Regions from separate parts of the Homo sapiens genome. Here region 2 is linked to region 1. Evidence: read pairs that join two places in POLR2A ChIA-PET (ENCODE). Cell type or tissue: PC-3. All regions are shown on one strand. Each heading gives the region's core, and the rest is flanking DNA. Links, peaks and the distances in the headings are about the cores only.

The links. Peaks named below come from ENCODE experiments on the same cell type or tissue, not always from the same donor. Only the 100,000 strongest peaks of a DNase experiment are listed, where the experiment ranks them.
Region 2: POLR2A ChIA-PET joins it to region 1 with 9 read pairs; 2 of 35 experiments call an interaction of 5 or more read pairs at or near these places.

Annotation. Positions count from the first base shown.
Region 1 is chr19:52,836,281-52,841,946 of GRCh38, forward strand. ZNF468 (zinc finger protein 468) reads right to left here. Exons shown (of 4, transcript NM_001008801.2): 4 at 1,730-5,666. The coding sequence ends at 4,445. Among named protein-coding and RNA genes, the nearest start is that of ZNF28, 17 kb to the left of the region's middle. In PC-3, for the core only: no CTCF peak of the experiment used is centred there; no DNase peak of the experiment used is centred there.
Region 2 is chr19:52,659,949-52,665,614 of GRCh38, forward strand. It overlaps LOC122539214 (Zinc finger protein LOC122539214), which reads right to left. Exons shown (of 4, transcript NM_001396016.1): 2 at 814-895. The coding sequence starts at 876. It also overlaps a transcript of ZNF83 not described here. Among named protein-coding and RNA genes, the nearest start is that of ZNF83, 24 kb to the left of the region's middle. RefSeq lists an enhancer at 4,203-4,703. In PC-3, for the core only: no CTCF peak of the experiment used is centred there; a DNase peak (open chromatin) is centred at 2,893; H3K4me3 peaks cover 18 bases; H3K27ac peaks cover 2,211 bases.

The DNA.
Region 1 (5,666 bases), core at 704-4,703:
CCACAAACTATTTGACAAAGTATTTCAGGGGTCAGTGTCACTCTGACTGAGCTTTTCTGGTCTCATTCCTCACCTGTACATTACTGGTTGAGTCACTGTTGTTTCGAGCAGGAGATACTTCACCAAAAGTACAAAAAATTAGCCAGGCGTGGTGGTGTGCATCTGTGGTCTCAGCCATTTAAGAACTGACTGGGGTGGATATTTGGGCCTGGGAGGCAGAGGTTGCGTTAAGCCAAGATCGTGTCACTGCATGCAAGTATGGGTGACCGAGTGACACCCTGTCTCAAAAAAAGAAAGAAAAAAAAACATTCCAGGACAATTTTATACACCTGAGCAAATGAAATGTCTCTTTCAATGTCTAAGGTCCTGATGGCATGAATCCTAAACATGTAATTATTTTCCCAGAAAAATGACAGTAGTACATTCAAAATACACACAACTGTGAACCCCTAGCTATAGGTGTTTAAAACACTGAAAGAGAAGCAGCATTACAAATGAGATCTGAACAAATGTTTTCTTCTTGAACACACGGGCTTTGCTGGAACAAGGTTCCAAGTCAATTCTGCCCATCCTTGAACATCTGCAAAAAATATTATGGACCAGAGGAACTTGAGGGGAACGTTTACTTAGCAGCTCACAGCTCACCATTTTATCAGGTGACATAAAGAAAGAAAATGGAATAATAGGCTACTTCAACTAAATTTTGATGTTAGCATAAAGAAAAAGTTCCTTGATATCTTTATCAAGTACACATTGAAACAAACTAAAATCATTTATCAGGTACCAGAAAATGTTTCCAATGTATGATACAGACTAGAAAGCATGCCGTCCTCAATGTAAACTGAACACAATAAATTTCAGAGAAAAACAGTTTTAAAATGGTTAAAAAATATATCTAATGAAATGTGGGGTCATAGAAGAATATTTTGAACACATATTATAGTTGCAAAACAATGATGTTACCTCATAAGATTATATCAAAGCTTTTTTGAGAAGCAGTATTTTATTTATTTTATTTTTTTTATTTTATTTGAGACAGAGTCTTGCTGTGGCCCAGCTGGACTGCAGTTGTGCGATCTCGGCTCACTGCAACCTCTGCTTCCAAAATGAAAGCCATTCTTCTACCAGCCTCCCGAGTAGCTGTGTTACAGGCACTCGCCACACCAAGCTAATTCCTACATTTTAGTCAACATTGTCTTGTCCCAACTTAAAATGACTTATGCATTTACAAAACAGTGATTTCTTTGGGGCATCGCCCCCATAACCTTTTCATAAAGCATTAATGATTTCATTGTTCCTCTACCCAAATTTCACCATATTCATTTTTTGAGACACTGTCTGTCTCTGTCACCCATGCTGGAGTACAGTGGCATGATCACGGCTCCCTACAGCCTCTAACTCCCAGGCTCAAGCCATCCTCCCACTGCAGTCTCCACAGAAGCTGAACCAGCAGGCATGTGCCACCATGCCTAGCTAATTTATGTATTTTTTGTAGAGAAGGGGGTTTCAACATTCTGCCCAGGCTGGTCTTGAATACCGGGGCTCACGTGACCCACCTGTCTCGGCCTCTGAAAGTGCTTGGATTACAGGCCTGAGCCACTGCATCTGCTCTCATCATAAATTTGATGTTTCTTCTTGTTTCAATTTTAGCAAAATTTACACTGCTTTCTTTTTTCAAACTCATGTCTTCCCCTTCTGAGTGCCTCAAACTAGACCCTGTTCAGACATGTTATAACAGATTTGTGCCAGTTTATTTTGGTGCAGAAAATGTGACATCATGTGCAATTTTCACATAATATGTATTTTTTTCATGAACTTCTTGAAGACCCCTTGTACTAGCGAACTGTATTCAAGAGGATATTAAAAGGATTGTAGATATGCAAGTGCCACTTATTTCTGGGATGCAAGGATGGTTCAACATAGTCAAGCAAATCAATGTGATATACCACTTGAACACAATGAAAGATGAAAACCACATCATCTCAATACATGGAGAAAAAGCATTTCACAAAAGTCAACATCAAGTCATCATAGAAATCCCACACAAAATAGATACAGAAGAAAATTTACCTCAGCAATACAAAGACCATCCATGAAATGACCACAGCAGAAATAACCAATCAGGGAAAACGGAATGCTTTTCCTGTAGGATCTCACATGATGCAAGAATGCTCTCACCCCTTCTATTCAATCAATACTGGCTGTCCTAGCCAGAACAATGAAATAGCAAAAGAAATCAAACTCATCCAAATCAGAAAGAAAGAAGTCAAATTTTATTTGTTTGTAGATGACATGACCTTCTGTAAAGAAAATCACAAAGAGTCAGCCAAAATGCAACTGGAACTAACAAACACATTCAGTTTATTTGCAGAATAGAATAACAGCACCAAAAATTAGTTGAATTTCCATACATTAACAATAAATAATTTTAAAAGAAAATTAAAAACCAATTCCATTTGCTAAAGAACTTAAAGTAAGAAATATTTAGGAATAAACATAAAAAGTGAGGTTTGTACCTTGAAATCTATAAACATTGATCAAAATGATTAAAAACATGTATAAATAGATATAAATCCCATACTGATTGGAAAAATGAATATCGCTCAATGATTATATACTCAATTGTGATTTAGATTCGGTACAATACTCATAGAAGTCTCTATAACTTTTTGTTAAAGAAACAAAAAACAGGCCAGGCACAGTGGCTCACTCCTGTAATCTCAGCACTTTGGGAGGTGGAGTCGGGTGGATCATAAAGTCAGAAGATAGAGACCATTCTGGCTAACACGGTGAAACCCAGTCTCTACTAAAAACACAAAAAATTACCCAGGTGTGGTGGCACACAACTGTAGTGTCAGCTACTTGGGAGACTGAGGCAGGAGAATTGCTTGAACCTGGGAGGAGGAGGTTGCAGTGAGCTGAGATCGTGCCACTGCACTCCAACCTGGGCGACAGAGCAAGACTCCATCTCAAAAAAAAAACAAGAAAAAGAAAATAAAGGCTGGGAAAAGTAGCTCCCATCTGTTGGCTAGGCTGTTCTCAAACTCGTGAGCTCCAGTGACCTACCTGTCTTTGCCTCTCAAAGTGCTGGAATTACAGGCATGAGCCATGGCCCCCAGTGCAATCCTCTTAACATAAACAGTTTAATGGCAATTAATGCTTGAAATCAATGTTAAATCAACAAACTCAGGTCAAGGCTGATTTGACTCTAATGTCAATTAATGCTTGATGGTTTGCTATACTCACTGCATTTGAAACAACTGTCTCCAAAAGGAATTGTCTGATGGTCTGCAAGGAGTGACCTTGGACTGAAGACCCTTCCACACTGATGACATTTGTAAGATTTCTGTCCAGCATGGATTCTCTGATGTCTAATGAGGTGTGAATGTGAAGTAAACGCTTTGCCACAATCATCACACTTGTGAGGTTTCTCTCCTGTATGAATCCTCCTATGTTTTGCATAGGATGAAGCTTGACTGAAGACCTTGCCTCAATCATGACATTTATAAGGTTTCTCTCCAGCATGAGTTCACCAGTGAAATGCAAGGCATGAACGATGTCTGAAAAATTTGCCACATTTATTACACTTGTAAGATCTCTTCACTGTGGATTCTCCAATGATGTGCAATGGTTGTAGCATTACTGAAAACTTTGTGACAATCATTACATTAGTCAAGTTTCCCTATACCATGGATTGCTTGATGGTGAATAAGTGGTGACTGCCCACTAAAGGGTTTGCCACACTCATTGCACTTGTAAGGTTTCTCTCCAGTGTGAATTCTAGTATGGGGTGCCACGTGTGAATCATTCCCGAAAGCCTTGTCACAAACCTTACATTTCTATGGCTTTTCTCCAGTGTGAATTCTCCTATGTATTTGAAGCTGGATTTGTGAATGAAAACTTTGTCACATTGTTCACGTTTGTAAGATTTCTATGCAGTATGAAGTCTATGATGACTTGCAAGGTGTGATTGTTGATTAAAAACCATGTCACATTCATTGTGCTTGTAAGGTTTCTCTCCACTATGAATTACAAGGTGTGAATTTTGACCTTTTAATTACAAGGTGTGAATTTTGACCAACGGTCTTGCCACACTCATTACACTTATAATGAGTTTCTCTCCAGTGTGAATTCTAGTATGTTTTGCCAGATATGCATTATATGCAAAAACCTTGTCACAAACCTTACCTCTGTATGGTTTCTCTTCAATGTGAATTTTCTTATGTGTTTTAAGGTTTGATTTACAACTGAAAACTTTTGTCACATTCCTCCCATTTGTAAGGTTTCTCTCCAGTATGAAGTCTATGGTGATGTGCAAAGGTTGCTTTTTGATTAAAAACCTTGCCACATTCATTATGCTTGTAAGGTTTCTCTCCAGTATGAATTGCCTTATGACTTACAGGGTTGAATTGTGATGGAAGGTCTTGCCACACTCATTACACTATTAAGGCTTCTCTCCACTATGAAGCCTATGATGGTATACAAGGGATGACATCTGACTGAAGGTCTTGCCACACTCATTACACTTGTAAGGTTTCTCTCCAGTATGAAGCCTACGATGGATTATAAGCGATGATGTCTGACCGAAGGTCTTGCCACACTCATTACACTTGTAAGGTTTCTCTCCAGTATGAACTCTCTGATGTTGTGCCAGGTGTGAATCCCTCTGGAAAGCCTTGTCACAAACCTTACATTTGTATGGTTTCTCTCCAGTATGAATCCTCCTGTGTCTTTCCAGGTTTGATTTGCGACTGAAAACTTTGCAACATTCTTCACATTTGTAAGGTTTCTCTCCACTATGAATCCTCCTATGTCTTTCAAGGTGTGATTTGCGACTGAAAACTTTGTCACACTCTTCACATTTGTAAGGTTTCTCTCCAGTATGAAGTCTATGATGGCGTGCAAGGGTTGATAGTCGATTAAAAACTTTGCCACATTCATTACATGTGTAAGGTTTCTCTCCAGTGTGAAGTATAGTATGTTTTGCCAGATATGAATTATATGCGAAAGCCTCATCACAAACCTTACATTTGTATGGTTTCTCTCCAGTATGAATCCTCTTATGTCTTTCAAGGTGTGATTTGCGACTGAAAACTTTGTCACATTCTTCACATTCATAAGGTTTCTCTCCAGTATGAAGCGCTTTGTGAATGAAGAGGGATGAATTATGACCAAAGGTCTTGCCACACTCATTACACTTGTAAGGTTTCTCACCAGTGTGACATCTACGATGGCAGGCAAGGTATCGCTTCTGATTAAAGACCTTGCCACATACATCACATTTACATTGTTTCTCTTCTAAGTGAATTATCTGATGTTTTTTTAAGAGTGAGCTGCAATTAAAGGATTTGAAGCTCTGTATACATTCAAAAGATTTTTCTCTCATGTGTACTTCCCATTTTTGTGTGAGTAATGAAGAATGGAGGGAATTATTTCCATACTTATTAGAAATATGGGTTTTGGGCCTACAACAAATTCTTTGGGATGTTGAAACTGAGGAAGCATTGTTGATAGACTTCTCAACTTGATTACCAATTTTCCCTTCAGACTGAAATATGTGCGGTTCAGGCAGATGCAAATGAAAGCTTGATCCAAGCTGATCTTTAATACGCTTGTTTCCAGCATGCCTTTGATCATGTTGGCCTGTACTACCAGCCAACTCTTTG
Region 2 (5,666 bases), core at 999-4,998, 180 kb before region 1:
TTGGGAGGCTGAGGCGGGCAGATCATGAGGTCAGGAGTTCGAGACCAGTCTGGCCAACATAGTGAAACCCATCTCTACTAAAAATACAAAAAATTAGCGGGGTGTGGTGGTGTGCGACTGTAATCCCAGCTACTCAGGAGGCTGAGGCAGGAGAATTGCGGTGGTAAGACCATGGTGGTAAGAATCATGGTGGTAAGACCACAGTAGTAAGCTTTGCTTAAGTGAGTGGGAAATTTTGCATAGTCTTAGTCAGAGAGGGCACCTCTGCAGCTGGGGGTAGGGATGGAATCTTCCCACATCTAAAAGAGGAAATGGCAAATCCAAGAAGAAGCAATCAGTTTTCAATGCCCCAACTTGCAGGAAACTTCCAGATATCTGCAGTGAAGTCACCATGCTCACAGGCAGCCAGTGTGTTATTCTTAGCAACAGTGAAAAACTGTCAAGGAGATTAAGTGAAGTCAGGGATTTGAGACCAGCCTGGCCAACATGGTGAAATCCTGTCTCTATTAAAAATACAAAATTAGCCCAGAGTGGTGGTGGACACCTATAATCACAGCTGCTTGGGATGCTGAGGCATGAGAATCTCTTGACCCTGGGAGGTGGAGGTTACAGTGATCCCAGATTGCTCCAGTGAACTCCAGCCTGGGCAATAAAGGGAGATAGAATTTAAGATGACGGGGACTGAGAAAAGCCTTGGGTGAGTGCGAGCAAACTTGTGACGCAGGACGCTTCAGACTCACGGAAGTCTGCCTACTACAATACCTGGTATATCAGAAAAGAGAGAGAAGAATCCACTGAGGAATATCACTTTACCTGAGGAAGAGCCATCCTTGTCTCCTTTTCTTTGGTCTTCTTGGTGGCTTTCTCATGTAACATGAGTCTTTGGAAATTAATTCTGTGTGAGAAAAAAATATGATATTTAATTAATTTTTTTTGAGATGGAGTCCAGCTCTGTCACCATGATGGGGTTCAGTGACATGATCTCGTCTCACTGCAACCTCTGCCTCCCCAGTTCAAGGAATTCTCTTGCCTCAGTGTACCAAGTAGCTGGGATTCAAGCCATACTCCACGATGCACAGCTAATTTTTGTATTTTTAGTAGACATGGGGTTTCATCATGTTGGCCAGGAGAGTCTCAATCTCCTGACCTTGAGATCTGCCCACCTCAGCCTCCCAAAGAGCTATGATTACAGGGGTAAACCACCAGACCCAGCTGAGATTTAATGTTTAGAAACCACACATTCCTTTCCTGTGACAAAACATACACAGGGGAGACCTTACCCGGTATAAAGACTGTCCTCTACTGCCCACTGCACCAGAGATCATGCAGAGATAAGAAAGCCCCACAGGAAGACCTACAAGGGTAATTTTGACCCATTTTCAGATCTTGCTCCCTCCTGAAAATGTCCACACACACGCTGAAGCAGGGCACAGACCTTCAGGACACAGATCTGGCCCTAACCAAACCCCATGCAGAGCACAGCCCCCTCACCTCCCTGTGGATCACAGACTGACCTCAGTTCTCAATATGGGGGAAACTGCCTTGATGTTCAATGCTGGACACAGATGAGAATCACCAGCGCCATCGTATTATTGAGGGTGTGTCCCATCCTATGATAATAGCAATCTTTGATAGAATAGCATAAAAGATGTATTTGCAAAATGCCTGAGAAACCTAATGTGAAGTCAGGGTTGAGCTCCACTCAGAGGGTACCAGCTGAGCACAGCCCCACCTTCTGGCTCTGCTCTCCCCTTGGGGACTTGTTCCCACCAGGATCCAGTGAACAGCGAAGGAGCTAAAAGAATCACACAGAACAGGTAACATGGACCAGAGGTGGGGGTGAAGGTGGGGCTGCAATGTCAAATGGGGCCTGTGGGAGATCACAAAGGTTACTGTAGATAAAGTGATGTCACAACAAAGACTTAGGGAAGAAAGGCTGCTTGTCACTTGCAGCTGATGGGACAGAGAGTCCTAGGCCGAGGGACAGCCCAGGTGAAGGCCCTGAGACAGGAGCAACCTCAGCCCCAGAAAAAGGAAAGAAACCTGCGTGGCTGGAGCAGAGGGAGTGAGGAGGACACAGGCAGGAGATGAGATCAGGGAGGTCCTGGGAGCACAGATCCATAGGGATGAGGTCTTGAAATATTTTTCTCCCACACTTCAAAAGAATTTTGGAAATGATGTATTTTCTCACGCCTTTCATGTATACACACAACTTTTCTTTACGTTATAAATTACAACATTTACAAATAATGGAATTCATTTCTCATTTTAAAAATACATGCTGTCAAGTTTGGCTAAGTCCCCAGAAGTACCCTGTCACCCTCATCTGAGACATGTAGGACTGCAAGGGAATGTGTTCAGGGGTTTAGGAAGTCACCTATGGAAATGTGCATTTGGAGACGCCTGTTTAATATCCCAGCAGAGAGCTGAGGAGCCAACTGAACACAGGATTGCAGAGCTCAGGGGAGAGGCCTGTAGGGAACATGGAGTCGTGTAGGTGGGTTAAAGTTGTGAAATGACACGATATGGAAGGGCAGTGGGTGTGGACAGAGACAAGGAGAGGTTCAAGATGATCTGAGTCTAATTACCTGTTTTTTCCATTCTGGTACTTGTGTTTTTTATATTTTTGGAGAACAGTAACTTATTTAAAATTCATATTACACCTGAGCATTACCATCTCGTATAGAAAAAGCCACAAACTATTTGGCCAATCATTTCAGGGGTCAGTGTCACTCTGACTGAGCTTTTCTTGTCTTATTCCTCACCTGTATATTACAGATGGGGGTCACTGAGGTTCAGAGTAGGAGACATTTCACCAAGTTATCCAGAGAAGCTCTGAGTTGAGTCAGAAGGAGGTGCGGCTCATTCCTATGTGATGGACTGGAAGGGCCAACAGAATGTGTTGGTTTTTTCTCTAGAAAATTGCAGGATGGGCCAGGTGTGGTGACTCATGCCTGTAATCCCAGCACTTTGGGAGGCTGACAGGGGTAGATCACATGAGCCCAGGAGTTTGAGACCAACCTGGGCAACACGGTGAAATCCCGTCTCTATGAAAAGTACAAAAAATAGCCAGGCATGGTGATGTGCATCTGTGGTCCCAGCTATTTGGGAGGCTGACCAGGGAGGATCACTTGGACCTGGGAAGCAGAGGTTGCAGTGAGCCAAGATCGTATCACTGCACTCAAGCATGGCTGACAGAGTGACACTCCATCTCAAAAAAGGAAAAAAAAAATTCCAGGACCATCTGTTATATACCTGAGCAAAAGAAATGTCTCTTTCAATGTCTAAGGTCCTGATGGCATGAATCCTAAACATGCAATTATTTTCCCAGAAAAATGACAGTAATACGTTCAAAATACACACAATTGTGAACCCCTAGCTATAGGTATTTAAAACACTGAAAGAGAGGCAGTGGTAGAAATGAGATCTGAGCAAATGTTTTCTTCATGAACACATGGACTCTGCTGGAACAAGGTTCTAAGTCAATCCAGCCCATCCTTCAACATCTGCAAAGAATATTATGGACCAGAGGAACTTGAGGAAAATGTTTACTTAGAGGCTCACAGCTCACCATTTAATCAGATGACATGAGGAAAGAAAATGGAGTAATAGGCTACTTGAACTAAATTTTGATGTTAGTGTAAAGAAAAAATTTCCTTGATATCTTTATTGAGTACACATTGAAACAACCTAAAATCATTTATCAGGTACCAGAAAATGTTTCCAATACATAATAAAGACTAGAATGCAGGCAGTGCTCAATCTAAACTGAACACAATAAATTTCAGAGAAAAACAATTTTAAAATGGTTAAAAAATATACATCTAATGAAATGTGAGGTCAAAGAAGAAAATTCAAAACACATATAATAGTTTGAAAATGATAATGTGATGTCGTAAGATTCTACCAAAGCTTATTTGAGAAGCAGTTATTTATTTTACTTTATTTTATTTTATTGAGACGGAGTCTCGCTCTGTTGCCCGGCTGGAATGCAGTTATGCGATCTCGGCTCACTGCAACCTCCACCTCCCGGATTCAAGCTATTCTCCTGCCTGTCTCCCCAGTAGCTGGAATTACAGGCAAGCATCACCATGCTCAGCTAATTTCAGTATTTCAGTTGAGATGAGGATTCACCATGTTGGCCAGGCTGGTCTCGAACTCCTGAAATTAGGTGATCCACCAGCCTTGGCCTCCAAACTGCTGGGATTACAGGTGTGAGCCACTGCACCAGGCCTATTTTTTTTTTTTTTTTTTAATTAAGAACAAGCTGGGTGTGGTGGCTCATGCCTGTAATCCCAAGACTTTGGGAGGCCGATGCGGCTGGATCCCTTAAGCCCTAGAGTTCGAGACCAGCCTGGGCAACATGGAGAAAGCCCGTCTCTATGAGGAACACAAAAATTTGCCCTATGCGGTGGCATGTAGCTGTGGTCCCAGCTACTCTGGAGGCTGAAGTGGGAGGATCCGTTGAACCCAGGAGGTTTATGCTGCGGTGAGCTCTGATCCTGTAACAGCTCTCCAACCTGGGTGTCAAAGTGAGACCCCATCTCCAATTAAAAAAAGAAGAAGAAGGAACCACTGGGTCCTGGGTCTAGGGGCAGGGAATCTAAGGCCAATTAACACGAACTTTTAAGTCCACGCCATCTGCTTCTGGGTCTGTGCCAATTAGGGCAGGACAAAAGCCAGGACTGGGGGGTGGAACCCCAGGAGGTGAGCCGGGCCTGAGCAAGGCCAGGAAGGGATGCAGATTAAGTGGGTGGGGCCTGAGTGAGGCCAGGGTGGGGCATGAAGGACAAGGGGCCTGGTGTGGGGGGGTGAGGGGGGAAGAGGCCTGGGCTGTGAGGGGTTCGCAGGGGAATGAAGGGGTCAGGGCCTGAGCTTCCCTCTATCTCACTCTCCGTGTTTCTGTTTTCCAGGTTTTGAAGGCGAAACCCACCAGTGAGGCTGGAACAGCTCAGGAGTCAGGGAAATAGTACCTCCCTGAGAAGTGAACATGGGGTGGTAATTAGATCCAGGAAAGTTCCTTACTATTGAAATTAATTTTAGCAATTTAATTCCAAAACCTCAAAGTTGTCTAGGGCAGGAATGCAAACTAGAATGCGAAATGCAAAGTCCTGCCTGAGCCAAATGTACAATTTTATGCTGACGGCCCACAGAACCAATTAGAAATCCTCTCCCTTTCTATTCTTCATTCACTGGGGTGGGAGAGTCCACCCTGTGCTCAGCTCCAGAGACTTTCCTAGAGCCACTGCCTGGGGTGGGGAGCAGAGGGCTCAGGCCAGGGAGGAGTGAGGTCACCACCTGCTGCTTAAACACAGCAGGGATGTGGGTGGGGTGGTGGGAGCCAGGAGTCCCAGCTACTCAGGAAGCAGGGGTAGGAGGATAGCTGAGCTGGGAAGTCCAGGCCAGCCTGGGCGACAAAGTAAGACCCTCTACCCCAGAGTTCCCTCCTCCGTCTCAATAAGAAAAAAAGTGATTAAAAAAAAAAGCACTGACCTTGTAACAGTGCATATAAATTGCCCAGTTGTTCCTTACATTTGTTATTTTATGCTGCACTTGTTAGATATGAGTTCTAAATTTCTCTTCAAAGAATCAATGTGTCAGTATGTGCAATTATTTGCCTTCTACTTTTAAACTTAACTTCCTCATAAAGCAACCTTTTTTAATCA